Linked DNA regions of Mus musculus: region 2 is linked to region 1. The links are chromatin loops, found by intact Hi-C in ENCODE. Cell type or tissue: left cerebral cortex. All regions are shown on one strand.

Evidence for each region. Peaks named below come from ENCODE experiments on the same cell type or tissue, not always from the same donor. Only the 100,000 strongest peaks of a DNase experiment are listed, where the experiment ranks them.
Region 2: a loop joins it to region 1, with 2.5 times the contacts of the local background. A loop is called at or near these places in 8 of 42 quality-filtered maps.

What each region holds. Positions count from the first base shown.
Region 1 is chr13:14,176,090-14,181,089 of GRCm38, forward strand. All of the region lies in intron 17 of Arid4b (AT rich interactive domain 4B (RBP1-like)), which reads left to right. Among named protein-coding and RNA genes, the nearest start is that of Gm26129, 91 kb to the left of the region's middle. In left cerebral cortex, a CTCF peak has its summit at 2,143 (motif pointing left); no DNase peak of the experiment used is centred here.
Region 2 is chr13:13,991,276-13,996,275 of GRCm38, forward strand. It overlaps B3galnt2 (UDP-GalNAc:betaGlcNAc beta 1,3-galactosaminyltransferase, polypeptide 2), which reads left to right. Exons shown (of 12, transcript NM_178640.3): 8 at 94-277; 9 at 3,140-3,265; 10 at 3,841-4,000; 11 at 4,452-4,508. Among named protein-coding and RNA genes, the nearest start is that of B3galnt2, 39 kb to the left of the region's middle. In left cerebral cortex, no CTCF peak of the experiment used is centred here; a DNase peak (open chromatin) is centred at 1,951; H3K27ac peaks cover 1,670 bases.

The sequences.
Region 1 (5,000 bases):
TTTTTTTTTTTTTTTTTTAGCTAAAGGTATGGCTGGGTATATATTACTATGTGCATAAAGTATTTTTTTGAAAGCTGGGTTTCAGAAGATCTGTCGAAGTGGGCATAATAACCATTTTATAGACCAACGGTCTGCTGCTTTATTATCACCAAATGATTTGCCAACACAGCCAAACAAAAGTCAGAAAGCTTTTCAGAGCTTGTAGTTTTCTCTGGTGAGAGCAAGTAGTCAGCTGTCTCTGAATGGTTTCCTTTTGCAATGTGTCAGTATTGTCAACATATTAAAAAGGTCACATCCGACATGACGTCTTCTTTCAAAAGGTTCGTATCATTACCGTGCAATTACTATTTTGCATTGTCTTCTAGGTTAAATTGTATGCTCCTTGCAGATAAGTGCTACATTGTAACTTTATGCTGAATGCATTGATATGTATTGAATAAATACGCTTTTCTATATAATTTTGACCATTTTTTTCAGGCCACAAGACATGTGAATCTTTTATATTAAGTACTTTTAGTATGTGTCTTCTCAGATTAGGCATTTGTATTTGCCTAGCAGTTTAGATGTATATCAGATGCTTATCAAGGTTCTATGTACAAAATTATTATATAATTACTAATAATGGAATTGGAAAGCTGAGGCTAACCAGTCCTTCTTTTTCTTCCTTTTTTGGTAGTACTAAGGCTCAATTCTAGAGCCTTGCTTATACTGACAAAGTGTTTAACCCCTGAACTATACTGCTTAATTAAAACAATCAGGCCTAATTTGTTTACTATTTGTTTTAACTTTTTAAATATGTTCTTGAATAGGAAAAACACAAGACAACAAAAGTCCTCTTCGCTTCTGTCCTGTCTTTTCTTGCAATGAAGAGGCCATTGTTGTTCCTTGGTACTTTTTAGTAAAGGTAAAGGCAGATGGGTGTGTGAGCCATCCAGTCAGTCTCTCTGCTTTCATATAGCCATAAGACTGTGCTTGAACCTCAACATCATGAAGCATGCTGACTGATGAACAGGAATACAGTAATTTGACAGGGTTCATCTGAACAACTGTTACATAGAGTTGCTGTTGTAATCCTAGTGTTCTCTGCTCAGTGGAGATCCATATTCGAATGCATATCCTTGATTCCTTGTATTGTGATTCTCTTCTAAAGTCACTATGACATTTTCACCCATACTTTGTTCTTACTGGTATTACTCTTCCATTCTCCCCCTTATCCTGTCTCTTCCTTCTCTTTCTCATGTTGCTCCCCATTAAGATATATGCTCATGATTACCATTCCAGTTTCATGATCTACACTCACAACTCTACATACATCTATCTAAAACTTAAAGTCTAGAGTCTGCATATTTGAGAAACCACGAAGTTGTTTTTTGTTTTGTTTTGTTTTTCTGAACCGCTCTTATTTCATTTACCATAATGATTTCTGGTTATCCATTTTCCAGCATGTGTAATGATTTTATTTTTATTTATAGCTTGATAAAATTTCATTACACACACACACACACACACACACACATATATATATATATATATATATATATATATATATATAAAAAATGTATGTCACATTTTCATCATCCATTCACCTGTTAATGGATAATTAGGTTGCTCCCATTTCCTAATTATTTTGAATGGTTGGTATCCTATGTGATTTTTTTTTTTTTTTTAGCCTATTTTTTTCTTCACTCTTTTCATGTGTCTGTGTGTATGTATGTGAATGCAGATGCCCTTGGACTCTGTCTATGTACCTCTTATTTGCTGAGCTATCTTCCAGTTCCCTCCTATTGATTCTTAAAACAATAAATAACTCGGGGGAGCCCTCCTGTACAGGGAGAATCATGATAGTCAAGAGGATAAGGCTGTTATACACTTGCAGTATATTCTTTTATTCTTATTTGTTAATGTTGGTGTTTTCTGAGACAGAGTCTCTCTCTGTATCCATACTAGCTCAGAGCTCTTTATTTTCCTGTTTTGGCCTCCTAGGTGATAGATTATAGGTGTTCTTTAATGTGTTCAGCTCCAACATTCAGGTATTTTTTGTTTTTGATACAGGGTTTCACTATGTAGCGCTTAGCTTGCCTGAAACTCAATTTGTAGACCAGAGTGACCTTAAACTCAACAGAGATCTACCCACCTTTGCCTCCCCCTTGTGTTGAGATTAAAGACATGCATCACAATATCCAGCAATTCTAGTATCCTTTAAAGTTGTATTTTGAGGGATGAATAAATGTTCTATCTAATAAGGTATCTCAGTGGGAAAAAAATTAAAAATATTTTGCTTTTCTATTTCTTTTTTTTAATATTTATTTATTTATTTATTTATTTATTTATATGTAAGTACACTGTAGCTGTCTTCAGACACTCCAGAAGAGGACATCAGATTTTGTTACAGGTGGTTGTGAGCCACCATGTGGTTGGTGGGATTTGAACTCAGGACCAATTGGGACTCTTAACCGCTGAGCCATCTCACCAGCTCCTGCTTTTCTATTTCTTAGTTGAAATTTTTCTCATTTTTGCCACTTCTTTTTAAAAACATTGGGCTTTTTGTAGTGTTAGAAGATATTTGAATTCTCAATAATCTCTACACCAGAGTGAAAAGCAGGAAGGTCAGGAATCAAGGTCAGTCTCGGCTACATAGCAAATTCTGGCTAGTCCACACTACATTGAAACAGTGTCTCAGTGCAAAACTGATATTCAGAGCAGGTTCCCAGACAACCAGGGCTACACAGAATGAAGCAAAACAAAGAAAAGATATTTGAACTGGAACTCAATTTCCTGTTTTCTGTCTGCACCAAATATCCACTTCCATTATCTTTAAAATGAGTGTATTTTTGTCTCTTTTTAGCATATATTAGTAATAGTATCTATAAGTCTTAATTTCATGTAGCCTAAGCAGAGTGCACTGCAGCTTTTGTTGTAGGTCTGAGTACCTTTCACTTAGTTGGTCTTCCCATTGCCGTCTGATAAGGATGTTACTGCTGCTTAACCTCTTTCACATACGCATGGAGGGCTTTGACATCATTGCTGGCTTGAGTTTGGTTCTACTTTTAAATTTATTTATTATTCGCGAGGAGTATGTTTGCGGGATGTGCATGCCACAGTGTGCATGTAAAAGTTAAAGGACAACAATTTGGAGCTATTTCTCTCATTCCACATTTACTGGGTTCTAGAGGTGGAACTCAAAGTTTTCAGTCTGCATGGCAAGTATTTTTACTTGCTGAGCCATCTTTCTGGCCCCTTGTGACAGGATTTTGCTGTGTTGCCCAGGGTGGCCTTGAATTCCTAGGCTCAAATGATTCTCCTCCTCTCAGGTATCTGAAACTCTAGGTACATCTAGAATCCTATTCATTCTTATAAAACTGTGATATCTCTAGGAAATGTTAGACTGGGGAGCTGGTACTCTACCACTCAGGGATCCTTTGTCCCTAAATGGCTTTCTTAAGCATAATGCAGTGTTTTGATGCTGCTGTGATAGGCAAAAATGTACTGTAATGCTAAGTGTATACTACTGTATCAGGCTAAGTACCAAAGGAAAAGCAATACTTGGTTTGCAGCTTTCTCAGGTATTATACATTTGAGCCTTAAAACACATATATGGCATGTGGGTTTAGTTTTCATTTACTAATGTGTTAGACTGCTGATGTTGTGAATGGTTCAATCAGTGGGACACTTATAGAGACACTGATATGTGTCCAGAATGCATCCTATAACTCATTATCTCTTTTATGGCCACCATCAGGTTTAGCCAGGAGGAGTCTTGGTGTGCTACAATGTGGAGCTGAGTCAGCAGTTTCATACTGGCCTGTGAAACACTCGCCTGAGGGTTGCTTTAGATGCTTGTAGGACTTCTGTTTGTCATAACGTGAAAACATGTTTAATCAAATGATGACTTGTATAATTAAATTTTTCCCTCCAGGAGGGTGGTTGCTTTTTGAGATTGGGTCGCTCTTTGTAACCCAGACTGTCTGTAATTCACATCTGTAGCCAGGCTGGCCTGAAGCTCCTGAAACTCTTCCGTTAGCCTCTCAAGGCCTGATTCATCACAGCTTGTTAATTTAGTTCTTGATTTGGGACCATTGTTACTTCACTATAAATGCTTGTAATAATGAAGACATTTTAATCTTAAACCTTATTTTCAGGATTTTGTGTTTGTTATTAAAGACTGGAGTCATAGCTTAGGATATGCAAGTCTATAGTTTTTAATCTCCAGTACTGCAGGCAGATAAATAAACAAATGACAAATAGTCATTCTTTTATGGGTATAGCTTTGAAACAGAGAATGACTGAATTACTTTCTAATTTTTTTAAGTCTTGTTTATTTATCATGTATATAGCATTCTACCTGCATGTGTACCTGTAGGCCAGAGGAGGTCACAGATCTCATTATAGATGATTGTTAGCCACCATGTAGTTGCTGGGAATTGAACTAAGGACCTCTGGAAGGCACAGTGCTCTTAACCTACAAGACTTCTTCTCTCCAGCCGCCTCTAATGTTTTTTTCCTAGCTTTTTTTTTAAAGGAAAAAAGTACTCTTTTTTTTTTTAATAGTTTAATGTAGTCAGTAGTATTTTGCACCTTGCAAAATCCTGAACTTTGAACATTGAATTGAGACGTCATCATAGCTCTGTTGACCCTTCAATGTTTGTAACTATATGAAAGAAGCTTTTTAGGGCACAGAAAACTTAGGGCAGATGAATGTTTTTCTAGCATTTTCTGAGCAGCGCCTCCCTGCCCCAGGGTTATTTGCATTCTCTAAATAGCAATAGGAGGCTTTCTATCAGAGTGTTACTTAACTATAGCATGCTATCTTGGTAGGTTTAGAGGGGAAAATTCCTACCCATTGCTTAAACGCAAAACAAATGTGTAGAAAAGATTATAATTTTTCAGTATTTACTGTGCATGATTGGTTTGAGTGGAGGAGTAGTGAACCTAGAGGGTTTAGGAGGGTTTGGTTCATTCGGTAGTGACCATGGGACAGTCAGTTTGACTCTCTTTGATGT
Region 2 (5,000 bases), 180 kb before region 1:
TTTCTTGGGGAAGGAATTCTGGTAACATTTTCAAGTTCTGGGTTCTGAGTGTGCAGTAGTATTTCTCTTCAATAGTCAGTTTTTCCTTTTCAGAAGGTGATGCACTATTAAGAAGCCTTTATTCTCGGCCCCAGAGACTTGCAGATCACATACAGGATCTGCAGGTGGAAGATGCCTTACTGCAGGAGGAAAGCAGTGTCCATGACGACATTGTCTTCGTGGATGTTGTGGATACTTACCGGAATGTTCCTGCAAAATTACTGAACTTCTATAGATGGTAGGTTGTACATATGTGGGGTAGGTTTATGAAACATCATCAAGCCACTGAGATTTCAAAATTTAAAAGACTTATCACCTGAAATGCAGTCTGTTACATCCTGGATCTTTAAAAAAATTAATTTTAAGGTTTTAAAAAATATTTTATAAGATATAGATTCTACTTCATAAAATAAAAACTTTATGTTTTTATTTCTATGTTTTAATTATTCAAATGTAAATGTCTGTTATGTAAGCATGAGTGCCTTGGGCCGCCAAAAGAAGGCATTAGATCCTCTGGAACTAGGGTTACATACAGTTGTAAGCTGCCCTACTTGAGTACCAGGATAGTTCTAACTGCTGAGCCAACTCTCCAGCACCTGGCTCCTTTGGAAGACATCTTTGAACATGCTGTGTCTTTCTTATTTAGATAAACAGATCCACAGTGTGAATGGTATTAAGGGATCAAAACGAACAAATCAAAATTAATTCCCTTGGATTCATTCCTACATACTTCAGGTGTCTCAGCCTAGCACTGGATGAATTCACTGAGTCTGGAAATGGTCCCTTTTTAGTTTTATTCCTACCTATCTACCCCAATTCCCTAATTATGTTCACACTAAGTTACTAGTCTGAATTCTTCTCAATTAAATATCCACCTTCCATTTCCAGTCTGGAAATGGTCCCTTTTTAGTTTTATTCCTACTTATCTACCCCAATTCCCTAATTATGTTCACACTAAGTTACTAGTCTGAATTCTTCTCAATTAAATATCCACCTTCCATTTCCAGTCTCTACTCCATGGGCTTCCGGATCCCTTGCATTTGGATAGATGCAGCGAGTGGGCACATGAGTTTTGTCCAGCTGCACAGGAGCTGAGGCAGAAGGCTCCTAGAACATGAAGGCTAGCTTTCACAGGGCAAGGCTCTGAAAGACAACCCTCCTTGTCTGTTTTACAAACTCTAGTAGTTGCTCAGTGAGATGAACTCTCCTAACTTCCTGGAGCCTCCAGTAGTTCTCCTAGCTTGGCTGTATTCTATGTCTGTGACAATAATGTTATTTTACCAATCATAGTTGGTAGTTGCTTGTGGCTGTGCTGACTTTCCGAGGAACAGCTTTCTCTCTCACATGGCTGAAGTACTAACTCCCTGGAGTATGTGTGACTAGGATTTCACATTTTTTTCCTTATCTTTGGAAACCTTATTTATTGGAAAGACTATCATATCTCTTTCTTCACTTCCCTTCTTGGGTGGGAAGTTCACAAGGGCACGTGTACAAGGGATATGTTTTCTTGGAGTCATACTCTGTAGATGGTCCGGTTAGTTTGCTGAAGGTAACATTATCTAACTGGGACTAGTTATTATTTTGGTAGAAGGCAGTTGAGTCTGAAATACCAGGACTGTATTTAGACAGCAATAGGAGCCTATCCCGAGCAGGTGGTTGTGGTGCATCTAAAATCCCAGCACTCAGAATTCCCAGTGTAGATGCCACTGTGAGGAGTTTGAGGAATGGGAAGTCAGGACTTAAGATTGGGGTGAGGGGGGGCACTAGCATTTCTAACAGAGATCTTTCCCAGGGAACCTTCAGTTTTCCTCCTCCTGCTCCTTACCTACCTCTCCCATTGTTTTTTGCCTCCCTTCTCTTTACTGTTGTCAAACCTCAGCAGAGCTGTTTTTAGATCTGCCTCCTCATAGCCCACATTACCACTTACCATCTGTTTTTCAGCATGCTTTGTGTAGGAAACCCTGGGGACACAAAAGAGGACTAGTGTAGGAGGGCACTAGTGGCACCAGCCACGTTTTAAATCAGTGTTTAATTATTTGACCTTATTTACTCAGCAGAGTCACCCACCAGTGATCTAAGCATCTTTGAAAACAAAAGCGTATTTCTGATTGGCAAATACTACGTTTCTGTTATACTGTTAAAAATAAACGACTAAGTTTGGTGGTGTGCACTTTTATTCTCATTTCTACAGAGGCAGAGGCAGGTGGATTTTATAAGTTTGAGGCCAGCTTGGTCTATATAGTTGGCTGATCCCCTTACAAATATGTACTTACAAACAGATGTGTTGTGCAGGGACTGACAGTCAGGGAACCTAGTTTTGCCTTGTTTGATGTCATCAAGAAAACTAGAGAAATGAAGTTCTTACAGAGGGTTGGTTGTTTATAATAATTGAAATGCTGGAAATTGGTTCCAAAGACAAATATGTTTGCACCTTATAAATCATGTTTTAACCCATAATATATTCAGTTTTTTTTTTTTTTACAAAGAAGCTTTGCGACCGTCTGTCTCACTTAGTATTTTGACTAACCTAGAATTCAGAGCTCTCGGATCTGCTTCCCACCACACCTGGCCCGTTTCATAACACATCACATTCAGTGTTCTAAGTGAGAGTTTCAGGTCTGATACCTGTCCCATGATGAGCTTTGTAACCAGGCACACGTGGGGCAGGGTACAGGTGACAGGTAGGCCTGGTAGCTGATGTGGAGAATGACTGGGAAGCCCTTGTTAGCATGCATATTCTAAGGTGGCCGTGGTGGCGCACGCCTTTAATCCCAGCACTTGGGAGGCAGAGGCAGGCAGATTTCTGAGTTCGAGGCCAGCCTGGTCTACAAAGTGAGTTCCAGGACAGCCAGAGAAACCCTGTTACGAAACAAACAAACAAACAAACAAACAAAAAAAAATGCATATTCTACTTCAGTCAGACTTTTCTGTTCATTCTTCTGTGATTCCAGTTGATGAAGTGAGGACCAAGTGCAGTCGATGGCCACAGTAATGGTGTTCTGTGTGTAGGGTAAGACACTGAAGGTGCACAGCTGTACAGGTGTAGTGTTGTGCCCTTCCATAGCTGCACGGACTTGCATATTTCTTTTTCTGTCAACAGGACTGTGGAATCCACCAGCTTCGATTTGCTGCTCAAGACAGATGACGACTGTTATATAGACTTAGAAGCTGTGTTTAATAGAATTGCTCAGAAGAATCTAGATGGGCCTAATTTTTGGTGGGGAAAGTAAGTGAAACATGGACCGCCAATACCTGATTAAGTGTGATTAATTTAGAATGAAATATGGAAGTTACTTTTACATAGATAAAGTTAAGAAAATTATTGATTATACTCTTCTGGGTTAATATGTTATCACTGTAATCTGAGGGAATTTTGTTTATTTTATTGAAAAATCTCAGGTTTATTAACCAGGAGTCAAAGATGTGGCTTTTGTTTTAGAAGCACACGGTCTCCTGCAACTGTTGTATCCTCTTTGCTTAGTTTGGTTTGGTTTCGGTTAGAATCATGTCTGACACATTTCCTCAGCCATTGCCTCTGCTGCTCAGGACCAGTGCCGGGTTGATGATTTGGTGGGTTTGGTTTCAGTTAAGTATGTCCTGAAACACAGGGTGGGCTTCTCTTAGTTTCCATTCAGAAACTGAGAGCTTATCTAATCTGTATAAACTACCATTGGGTAAATAATTCCTTTCCTTAGGCAGCAAGAATCTTTTTCCTGCTTCATCTCCTTGGTAGTGATGGAAGGCAGCTAGTAGAAGGATATGGCCAGCCATTACAGAGAAGCCACCATTGTAACGTCTCAGTTTCAGGTTGAATTGGGCAGTGGACAGAACCGGAAAATGGCAGGAGCTGGAATACCCGAGCCCGGCTTACCCTGCCTTTGCATGTGGGTCAGGGTATGTGATCTCCAAGGATATCGTTGACTGGCTGGCAGGCAACTCCAGAAGGTTAAAGACCTATCAGGTAACAAGGTCACTCATACAGTCCAGTGTCCTGAGATGTCCCTGAAGCAGAGCCAGCTTACCATGGCTGTCCTTTCTCTGTAGGAGTTACTCCCTAAAGATCAGGGACATTTACCTGACACTTCTCAGACTCTAGCCATGATAACTATTCTAATATTTTCTTTGAGCCTGCTTTCACTGTTTTTAATCTTTGTTTGGAAATGTATTCTGTGGAGGAATGTAAACATTTCTGTTCATAAAGAAGTGCTTTCTTTCTCCTGGCTTGGTTATAGAGTCAGGGACCAAGTATGTATGCCCAGTGTGTTGATGTAAGGTATGTGAGGAAAGGGCTTGATTGCTGTGTGCTTCCTGTCTCCCATCTCTGGCTCATCGTTACACATCTGGGTTGGCTAACTCTACATATCACTTTTTGTTACAAAAACATTAAGAAGTTGGCATTTGCTCCTGAGTAGGGTGAAGATGTCAGCATGGGCATTTGGATGGCAGCCATAGGACCTAAAAGACACCAGGTAAGCAGGTCTGGGATGCTGACCTCTGGGCTCTTGTAGGTGTGCAAGTGAACATCCAACCCTTGGCACCGGGGATAAAAGGCTTCTGGTGTCCCAGCTATGATTTTTAAATTGTGACCTCTCAACTTTTCTGACAGCAGACTTTACCTAGAATTTTATTTCTAAGGACCTAGTGGTGTGGAGGCAGGATGTGTGTGCAAAGACTAAAATGGAAGGTAGGAAAACGGGCTGGAAGGAACAAGATTTTTGCCTCATTTGTTGTATTCATTTCTTGATTCTTAACCTTCTTCTCTGGCTGTAGAAGGTACAGAAAACAGGACACGCACGCAGTGTCTGCCATTCAGAGCCACACGTCCACACTCACTCAGCAGGACCAGAATAAGCTCGAGTCCTGCTGCTACATCATACTCCGCCTTCTCAGCAAATCAGAGTCTTGTGACCTATAGTTTCTATAGGCTGTGTGTGGAGCTTGTTGTTATGTGAAGATCCTTA